Linked DNA regions of Homo sapiens: region 2 is linked to region 1. A link is an interaction called in ENCODE POLR2A ChIA-PET data of the cell type or tissue named here. Cell type or tissue: OCI-LY7. All regions are shown on one strand. Links, peaks and the distances in the headings refer to the core of each region. The heading gives the core; the rest is flanking DNA.

Region 1 (5,387 bases), core at 333-5,332:
GGCTGGTTGACAATTGAGGTGGACAAATGTATACACAGCAGATATAAAACATTTGGGAGAATGTCAACTCTACCTTCACTGCCATGATCTGCCCGCTGGGCACGTGCCGCATCTTCTCCACCACCCCGTACGCACCTCGTCCCAGTTCCATTATAGGCTCCAGGTCATCTGCCTTCACCTCAAAGTTCTGCAAGAGAGAAAAGGAATAATGCAATGGGAAAGAGAAAAATAAACAGAACAGAGAGCACATTATCCTCTATCTCGTTTCTCTCAATGTTCTAAGGATTATTTCTGGGCCAGAAGATTTTCTAGCATGTCAAAGCAGCCTCTGAAAGCAAGAAGCTACAAGAAGGGCCAAGAGATGTCTAGGAGCTCCCACGGTAGCCCACCTGCTTGTCCCAGGCAACACAGAAACCCAACTTGGACTCAGCTTGCCAATGTCTCAGTTGAAGCTATTTCACTGAAGTTCTTTAGCCATGACCCTTCATTGTGTCTGTAACCCACTATTGACTGATGGCAACTAGATTATGTCTGAGCTTTGAGAAATGCCCTCCCAAGAGAACCATCTACTCTATTCAAATACCTTCCATCAAAACCACAATAGCCTGATTTCAATTCAACATTCTTTCAAAATAGCAAAAACTTTGCATACCACTTCCCTTTAAATGCAAACTTTTTTTGACTCATCCCCTGACAGCATGCTAGGGAAAATAAATTTTTCAGTCAGAAAGCATACATATAAAATGGCCAACGTATTAGGTGGCAGACATGATTTTTTCTTACCTGATTTCCAATAGAAATGCAAGCCTTGGAGTCTAAATCTCGAGGTGGTCTAAGAAAGATAAGGGGGAAAAGAAGAAACATAAGCTATTGAGTCAATTATGTCCTTCCCAAATCACACACCACTGAGGATATTTTTTCCTTAAGAAGAAAGTGGAAGTTCATGAGTAAACTAAAGCAGCCTATGAGTGTGAATAAGAGGGGATTTGAAATAAATCACATTTGGGTTTAAATCACTTAATCTCTTTGGGGCTCCCTTTCTTCTTTAACATGGGGATATTAATATACCTATATTGTGAAGCAGGAGTGAGTATTAAAAGAGACAATACAAGTAAAATGCTTAGCTGAATGTCTGGCATACAGTAAATATCTAATTCGTATGAGCTATACATGTGCTATTATATAGATTAGGGTGCCCAACCCCCAAGCCATGGACTAATACCAGTCAGCAGGAGATGAGTGGTGGGTGAAGGAGAGAAGCTTCACCTGTACTTACAGTAGCTCCCCATCGCTCACATTACCACTTGAGCTCCATCTCCTGTCAGATCAGCAGTGGCATTAGATTCTCATAGGAGCACAAACCCTACTGTGAACTGTGTATACAAGGGATATATGTTGTGCACTCCTTATGAGAATCTAATGCCTGATGATCTGTTGCTGTCTCCCATCACCCCCAGATGGGACCATCTAGTTGCAGGATAACAAGCTCAAGGCTCCCATTGATTCTACATTATGGTGAGTTGTATAATTATTTCATGATGTATTACAATGTAATAATAATAAAGTGCACAATAAATGTAATGTGCTTGAATCATCCCGAAATCATCCCCCCACCCAGTTCATGGAAAAACTGTCTTTCAAAAAACCAGTCCCTGGTGCCAAAAAGGTTGGGGACCGCTGATATAGGTCATTGTGCTACAGCAGTAAGTCTCAAGCTTTTTCTTTCACCCAAGAGCACCAATATATGTAATTATTTCACCACATGTCTCACAATTGTTTTAAGAAACAAATAGTAATGGCATATATTCTGTTAACTCACAAAATTCATAGAACATAAGAATTTCAAATCTCGTCCCTTCTTTTATAGATGGACAGAAGGTCCAGAGAAGTAAAGTGACTGCTCCCAGCCCACAGCTGCCCCAGGTCTCCTGATATCCAGTTCTGCATCCTCTCTACTCAACCAGGCTGTCTTATCAAGCCCAGCAATATTTCTTCTGTGCACAGCACATATACAATTCTGGGGTCTTCTTAAGAGCCAGAGGTTTGCTGATTTTGTTTCTATAGTCACTTCCTGAGTATTTATTTCTACCACTTCAATGATCTCTCAGGTGGTATCAATCTACTTAAGAGAAAAATGTTTGGCTCTGGCTGTGCACACAACTAGGAGCTGAGAAAGGCATTTTCCTGAAAGAAATGTACCAACAGTAGTACAATAAACATAGCAAATGCTGGCCGGGCACGGTGGCTCACAGCTGTAATCCCAGCACTTTGGGAGGCTGAGGCAGGCGGATCACCTGAGGTCAGGAGTTCGAGACCAGCCTGGCCAACGTGGTGAAACCCCATCTCTACTAAAAACACAAAAATTAGCCGGGCATTGTGGCGCATGCCTGTAATCCCAGCTACTTGGTAGGCTGAGGCAGGAGAATCGCTTGAACCCGGAAGGCGGAGGTTGCAGTGAGCCGAGATTGTGCCATTACACTCCAGCCTGGGTGACAGAGTGAGACTCTGTATTAAAAAAAAAAAAAAGCAAATTTCGAGAAACAAATTGTTAATGTGATCAAACAAAAAGAACAACTAGAGGCTAAAGACGAAAGAATCCTGGTGCTGCCAGAAAAGAGGGAAAGAGGGTGAGCAGACAGGTAAAGACTCATGTCTCTCTGGAAGCACATTCCATGCCAGAAAAAGGCAAAGGAAAATGGAAAGATGAAAGTGAGAGAGAAAAGAAACCTTTGCCAATGAGGATTTTTTCTAACTCTCAGGTATTATGATTCTAACCCTTTTGCTGAAATTGAATACATAAATAAAATTAAAAAGTAGGAATATGGGCGGAGGCGCAGTGGCTCACGCCTGTAATCCCAGCACTTTGGGAGGCTGAGGTGGGCGGATCACCTGAGGTCAGGAGTTTGAAACCAGCCTGGCCAACATGGTGAAACCTCATCTCTACTAAAAATACAAAAATTAGCCGGGCGTGGTGGCGGACACCTGTAATCCCAGCTATTCGGGAGGCTGAGGCAGGAGAATCGCTTGAACCCAGGAGGCAGAGGTTGAAGTGAGCCAAGATCGTGCCACTGCGCTCCAGCCTGGGTGACAAGAGCGAGACTCAGTCTCAAAAAACAAAACAAAAAAAAAGAGAAATACAAATACAGATATAAACATGACTCTAAGATTTTAATGGCAAGCCTTCTCTCACCTCAAAATCCTTTTGGAATACATAGAATACTTAAAGTTTCTTATACTAACTTAAAACTGGGGACTGAGAGGGAGAGAGAGAAAAAAACAATGCAAAACAAAACACACACACATGCCCCACAAACAGCAGTGATGTGTTTATATATCTTGTGTTTCTGAGCAGGGAATTTTTCTTCAGAAAAGGTTTCTGGAAGAATCAAATTTCTAAAATTCTAATTCCTCTTTCTCAAGATTTCCAAAGCTATTTTTCCTCAGTTGTCAAAATTTGCTTGTACTAATTTGTAATGGCACTTTGAAATAAAGGCAAATATGACTTGAAACATGTGACTAATATAAACAACAAAAATCCTTTGCAATTATTCAACACCCTGATTTTTTTTTTTTTTTTTAAGACAGAGTCTCACCCTGTCGCCCAGGCTGGAGTGCAGTGGCACGATCTCGGCTCACTGCAACCTCTGCCTTACCGGGTTCAAGCAATTCTCCTGCCTCAGCCTCCCAAGTAGCTGGGATTACAGGCACCACACCTGGCTAATCGTTGTAGTTGTAGTAGAGACAGTGTTTTGCCATGTTGGCCAGGCTGGTCTCAAACTCCTGACCTCAAGTGATCCGCTTGCCATGGCCTCCCAAAGTGCTGGAGTTACAGGCGTCACCCACCATCCTGACTTTTTAAAAATATGAAGCAACAGAAAGGTCACTAATTATTTGGGGCTGCAACTGTTTTTTTGCCATCCAATGAGGTTATCGAAAAATGAGTTCTTCCAAGTCTAATATTCTTATATTTTATATATATACCAGGGCTCAGCAAATTACAGCCTGTGGTCCAGCTAAGAATGACTTTTCCAAATTTAAATGCTTGTAAAAAAACAAAAAATAAACAACGGCATCCTCTGTGGCCCATGTAGCCTAAAATATTTAGTATCCGGCCTTTTACAAAAAAGTTTGCTGACCTTGGCCCTATACTAACTTTGCATTACCCCTGAACCTAATAGAAGGGTCTGGTGCCATTTTCCAGATTGAGAAAAATGAAACCCAGAAAAGCTGGGTGATTTTCTGAAGCCATACGGTCATCAACGGAGCTGAAAATAAAACTCAAGTCACCCGAATCTCAGCCTTGATTTAAGGAGGAGAAAGAGGAAGAAGAGAAGGAAATATAAAAAACTGGGCTAAGAGCTTTTTACCTGCTCTTGCGATTCCCATCGAGGCAGACTGAATACAAGGAACTTGCTCCCAATACCCAGGCCTCCTCTAATGAAAATAATCAATTCGCCTGTGCCGCAGGCCCTTGGGCTCATCAAGTGGGCCAAAAATATCAAATGATGGGGCCAAGACTGACAAATCAGATTGGATTAGTTGACACTGTGTTCTCTCCAGGGCTGGGCATATTAGTTTGCCAGGGGCATTGCGATTCTGCAGGAAGTTTATACTGTGGGTGGATGTTCTCTGTCACTTTTTCAATATTTTAGTCCTCTGGGGAAAGAACCAAGCTTATTACAAAAATTCTTCCCCTGGAAGACCAAAGGTCTTCCAAAGGTCACCTAGTATTCATTTTTTTATATGAACAACCAGCTTCGGTTTAGTATGATAATTATTCATTTATAATTTTACATGAGGAATCAGTTCACTGGTTACTATCGCAATCACTATTCATTGATTCAGAAATATTTATTAAGCACCTATTTGGGCAAGAGACTGCGTGAGACCATTTACATAAAATAGCTTCCTTAATTTTTACAACTCTCAGAGGTGTTATTACCTCTATTGAAATAGAATAGGGTATGAATTGAAATCAAGGTATAATACCTCATTAATACCTCTTTCAACAATTAATATTGAAAGTGACTAAATAATTTAAGAACACTCAGGCCGGGCGCAGTGGCTCACGCCTGTAATCCCAACACTTCGGGAGGCTGAGGCAGGTGGATCACGACATCAGGAGTTCGAGACCAGCCTGGCCAACATAGTGAAACCCCGTCTCTACTAAAAATACAAACTTAGCTGGGCATGGTGGCGGGTGCCTGTAGTCCCAGCTACTTGGGAGGCTGAGGCAGGAGAATCGCTTGGACCCAAGAGGCGGAGGTTGTGGTGAGCCAAGATCATACCACTGCACTCCAGCCTGGGCAACACAGTGAGACTCTGTCTCAAAAAAAAAAAAAAAAAACAAAAAAAAAACACTTAGAAAGACAATGAGATTAGAACCC
Region 2 (5,387 bases), core at 214-5,213, 340 kb after region 1:
GCTTTAATGCCTGTCTCTTGTAAAAGAAATATAGTTGGATTTTATTTGTTTTTTAATTCAGACTTAACCTGCTTTTAATTTAATGAGTTTATTGTGATTTTTGATATTCTTGAAGTTACACTATTTTACTTTTTGCTTTGTGTATGTGATTTCTCTTTTTTCTTCCCTTTTTTGTTTGTTTGAATTTGTTTTTATTCCATATTTTTCTTTTTTTTGGTTTGAAAGTCATAATCTATATTTTATTACTTTGTATTAATTTGCTAGGGCTGCCATAATAAAGTACTACAGACTGGGAGGCTTAAGGAACAGAATTATTTTCTCACAATTCTAGAGGTCAGAAGTCCACGGTCAAGCTATTGGCAAGGTTGATTTCTTCTGAGGCCTCTCCCATTGGCTTATAGAGGGCCATCTTCTTCCAGGTCTTCTCATGGTCTTCCCTTTGGACGCGTCTGTGTCCTAATCTCCCCTTCTTATAAGGACAATAGTCACATTGGGTTAGGGACTCCTGCAATGGCATCCTTTAAACTTAATTACCCATTTAGAGACTATTTCTAAATATAGTCATGTTCTGAGCTACTGGGGGTTAAAATTTAAACATATATATTTTGGGGAGGCAAAATTCAGCCCATAACACCCCTGAAAAATTTTTTATGTGCTAAACTTAACAAAGCCTAAAGTTAATAAATATCTTAATTACTTCCAACACCATATTTTGAGGATTTTATTATTAATAATTTCTTACCCTACTTACATGCTATTGTCTAGTGTTTTGGTTTTCTTTTTTTAATCCCTCAAATAAGCATTTTTATTAACATTTTAAGAACTTAAAAAAGATTTGTGTACATTTTAAATCAATCTATTTGTTCACTATTCATACTTGGATTTTAGTCTTTTTTTCCTCCCTTTTGAGATCAATCTTTTTTTTTTTTTTTTTTTGGCTTCCCAAAATGCATCATTTATATATTCCTTTAACAGGTCAGTTAGCTATAAACTCTCGTAGTTTAAAAAAAATCTTTTTTCACCCTCATTCTTAAAACATAATTTAGCTGCTTATGCATTTCTAGGTTGACAGTCATTTTCTCTTATCACTTTGAAAATTCACTCTCTTGTTGCTTACATTTTAACTGTTCAGATGTCTGCTATCAGTCAGTTGCTATCCTTTGCAGAGGCTCTCTCATTGACTAACCTTCTCTGACTTTAGCTTTCATTACAATGTTTCTAGGTGTGATTTTCTATTTATCTTTATTTTTGTATAAATTGGGATGCCTGGAATTCATTTCTGTCTTCAGTTTAGGAAAATTCTCAGCCAATACCACTTCAGATATTGCCTGTCTGACTTAAAGTCTCTACTGAGATAATATTAGCTTTTCATACTATTCTCTACATCTGTTAGCATTTCATTCAAATTTTCCATGTCCTTGTCCTTGCTGCCTTCTGGGGAAGCTTCAGACGTTTCTTCCAATTCACTTGTTTTAAATTCATCTGCATCTAAATTATTTTTACTCATTGACTACTTAAAATTTCAATTTTGTTTTCCAAAACTCTTTTTGGTTCTATTTAAAATATGCTTAGTTATTTCTCCTAATCTTTTGTTACTTGTTATTGTTCTATATTTCATATTTGATTTATTTCAACATTTCATTGAAAACAACATTTCTACTTGTCGTTTGACAATTCTAGTCTCAAAAGTCATCTAGTGCTTATTGCCTTATATGTTTGATAAGTTTTTGTCGGGGAGAGGAGCTCATACTTGGTTGACCTTAAAGTGTGGAACTCCGAAGACTCTGTATTAGGGATGTTTTCATCCCCAAAAGATTTTCACTTACTTTTGTGAGACATGCAGTGTAGAATCCATCTACGATTGTACAAGCCAACTTAGAGTATCATGCCTCAATATGGGATTTACAAGGAATTCCCATCAAGAGGGTTTCATTTTAGTCTCTTAAAGGTCTTTGCAGGGAATGACTTTAAAGAGAACCCAAATCATATCTTCCTAACTCATGGGCTGATATGGGGACTTGTCCTCAGCCCAAGCAGATTTTGTGTTTACTTAATGGTCCAAGGTGGGTTTCAGGCTTTGTTTTTGTCCTTGAAGAATTTCCTCACTTTTTTTTTTTCCCTTGAAACTAGCAGTGTATGTAAGGGACAGTTGTTTCAATTTCCCAAAATTTAATTGTACAGTATGGGTAAGACCCTTTAGGGTATCTGTTACATCATATCTCTACATACAGATGTCTACAACTAACTTTGAGACTGCAGTTTTATAAAGCAGTGAATGCAGAATACAGTTTGTAGCAGATGGAAGAATAAATATAGAATGCAGAAGCAGAAACAGGAAGTGTTTAATTACTCCTTACAAGGCATTGTTGTTGCTATCATTGCTTGCCAGAAGGAATGGTTAATGGAAGACTTCTTTTTTTTTTTTTTTTTTTTGATGAGTAAAACAATATAGATGTGGTAATTAGTGTAGTAAGAAGACAAAAAGGAATGGAATAAAGGTGAAAGAAGCAAGATGGTCAAAGATACATTCTTCACTTGCATTGTTAGATTTACAAAATGTAACGTAATTTTTTTTTTTTTTTTGAGACGGAATCTCACTCTGTTGCCCAGGCTGGAGTGCAGTGGGGCGATCTTGGCTCACTGCAACCTTCACCTCGCGGGTTCAAGTGATTCTCCTGCCTCAGCTTCCTGAGTAGCTGGGACTACAGGTGTGCGCCACCATGCCCAGCTAAATTTTTTATTTTTAATAAAGACAGAGTTTCACCATCTTGGCCAGGCTGGTCTTGAACTCCTGACCTCAGGTGACCCGCCTACCTTGGCCTCCCAAAGTGTTAGGATTACAGGATTGAACCACCGTGCCCGGCCAGAAAATCCAACTTAATTTTTATAGAATACTGAAGATATATTGCTATATATTTTGTTAGAGCAATACCTTTAATAATTACAAATACTATGGCCACGAAATCTTTGAGGAGATTCTGAAGTATACACAATGTTTATAAAATAAGCTGATGAAACCCTGAGCTTATTTCAGTTTATATTGTTTATTCCTTCAGAAAATTTTTCTTGTACATACGGAAGAAACACTGTTTATATGCCTTTTTGATACGTATCATATTTATATATCCACTTGTCCATATCATTATCTCACTGCTTTGCAGTGCTACCTTTGTTATCAATCAAGACTATTCCTGGCCTTTCTGATTTCTTCCATTAATCTGTTTTTCTATTTGTACATCAATACCATGCTGTCTCAATTATGGTAGCTTTATTTGAGAGAGCAAACCTTCCCACCTTGTTCTTTTTTAAGTATCTTGGCTGTTTTTGATTCTTTGCATTTGCGTGCACTTTTTAGAATCTTCTTGTCAAATTCCACAAGAAGTGATATTAATTGGGATTGCATTGAATCTATAAATTACTTTGGGGGAGAAATGATATCTTTACATAGTGAATCTTCCAGTTCACAAATGTCTGCTTCTCTGTTTTAGGCTTTTAGAAACATCTGTTTTGTATATATAAGTTCATGGTATCCAGTACATTATATATTGACTTGATGTATGGACAGTTGACTGATACAATATCCCTTAGGAAAGTATAATGATTAAGAATTTTGGCTCTAGAGTTAGATAGCCCCAGGTTTTAATCCTCAGTGGTCTGGCACTTAGTAGCTATAAGAAATTGAACACATTATTTCAGTTCTTTTGAGGTTCAGTTATTTAAACATCAGAATATATGTATAATAACAGTAGTACTTTCTAGTGTTTTAGGATTGAGATTTTAAAAGAGCATAAACTATTATAGTGCTGGTAAACTGCTCATTAAAATATCTGATAAATAGTAAATGTTCATGAAGTACTCAATAGGAATTATTATCCTCTTCTTCTGTATTAGTCTGTTTTCACACTGCTGATAAAGATATACCCAAGATTACAAAGAGGCTTAATGGAGAACTCACAGTTCCATGTGGCTGGGGAAGCCTCACAATCATGGCAGAAGGCAAGGAGGATCAAGTCACATCTTACATGGATGGCAGTAGGCAAAGAGAGAGCTTGTGCAGGGCAACTCCTGTTTTGAAAACCATCAGATCTTGTTGGTCCCATCCACTATCATGAGAACAGCACAGGAAAGACCTGCCATCATAACTCAGTCATCTCCCACTGGGTCCCTTCCACAACACATGGGAATTATGGGAGCTACAAGATGAGATTTGGTTGGGAGACAGAGCCAAACCGTGTAATCTTCCTTTTCTTCCTCCAATTTTATTCCTGTAACTACAGTAACTATTTAACAAAGTGTTTTGTATCAACTGCACTGTTAATATGCATATTTTTTGATTATTTGGTGAATAAAAACAGAGAAATAGAAATCCTCCTTATTGTTTGCCCTTCCCAATATTTATTCATTCATTCATATTGATTGTATCTTCCTATGTGCCAGATACTTTGCTTGGGATATAACCATGAACAAAGCAAATTTTCTGCAATCAGAGGACTTAAATTCAATGGAATATAAAAGAGAATGATTCCTGTTCAAATCAAAATATATTTGACCCTTGAACAACGTCGGAGTAAGAGGCACCAACCCCCTACCCTCATGCAATTGAAAATTCATGTGTAACTTTTGACTCTCTAAAACTTAACTACTCATAGCCTATTGTTGACTGAAATCTTACTGATAACATAGTTGCTTAACGTGTATTTTGTATATATATATTATATACTGTATTCTCACAATAAAGTAAGCTAGAGAAAAGAAAATGTTATTAAGAAAGTCATAAGAAAGATATATTTACTATTCATTAAGTAGAGGTGGATTATCATTCTTGGTCTTCATTCTTGTTGTCTTCATATTAAGTAGGCCAAGAAGGAAGAGAAGGTAGAGCAGGAGTTGGTCTTGCTGTCTTAGGGGTGTCAGAGGTGAAAGAGGTGGAAGAGGTGGAAGGGGAGGCGGGAGAGACAGACACACATGGTGTAACTTTACAGAAATATATTATAATTTCTGTCTTACTTTTTGCTTTTTTATTTCTCCAAAAATATCTCCATATAGCTCCAATCCTTTTCCCTCTGTTTGCTTTTGTTTCAGTGCCTGTATCATAGAAGATTCCATGTCATAAAATAAGTCAAAAGGAGCCTTGAATAATCAGAATCCTTCTTTCAGATTGTCTAATGTCAATTCTTTTTCTGGCACTGCTTCTTCTACATCTTCTTTCTCATCATCTGGCAATGGAAACCCTCCTTTCCATCAAATTGTCTTGTGTTAATTTCTCTGGTGTGGTGTCTATTAGTTATTGAATTTCTCCAAGATCCAGGTCTTGAAACCCTTCACTCCCCACCCTATTTGCCCTGTCTACAATCTCTTTTTTATTTCTGTGTTTAGTTCTATTGTAA

The links. ChIA-PET counts read pairs that join two places held together with the same protein. Peaks named below come from ENCODE experiments on the same cell type or tissue, not always from the same donor. Only the 100,000 strongest peaks of a DNase experiment are listed, where the experiment ranks them.
Region 2: POLR2A ChIA-PET joins it to region 1 with 5 read pairs; 2 of 35 experiments call an interaction of 5 or more read pairs at or near these places.

Annotation. Positions count from the first base shown.
Region 1 is chr17:69,512,300-69,517,686 of GRCh38, reverse strand. MAP2K6 (mitogen-activated protein kinase kinase 6) reads right to left here. Exons shown (of 12, transcript NM_002758.4): 3 at 784-832; 4 at 74-187. Among named protein-coding and RNA genes, the nearest start is that of MAP2K6-AS1, 29 kb to the right of the region's middle. In OCI-LY7, for the core only: no CTCF peak of the experiment used is centred there; a DNase peak (open chromatin) is centred at 606; H3K4me3 peaks cover 835 bases; H3K27ac peaks cover 241 bases.
Region 2 is chr17:69,167,484-69,172,870 of GRCh38, reverse strand. The region is part of intron 25 of ABCA10 (ATP binding cassette subfamily A member 10); the gene reads left to right. Among named protein-coding and RNA genes, the nearest start is that of ABCA6, 28 kb to the right of the region's middle. In OCI-LY7, for the core only: no CTCF peak of the experiment used is centred there; a DNase peak (open chromatin) is centred at 2,330; H3K4me3 peaks cover 402 bases.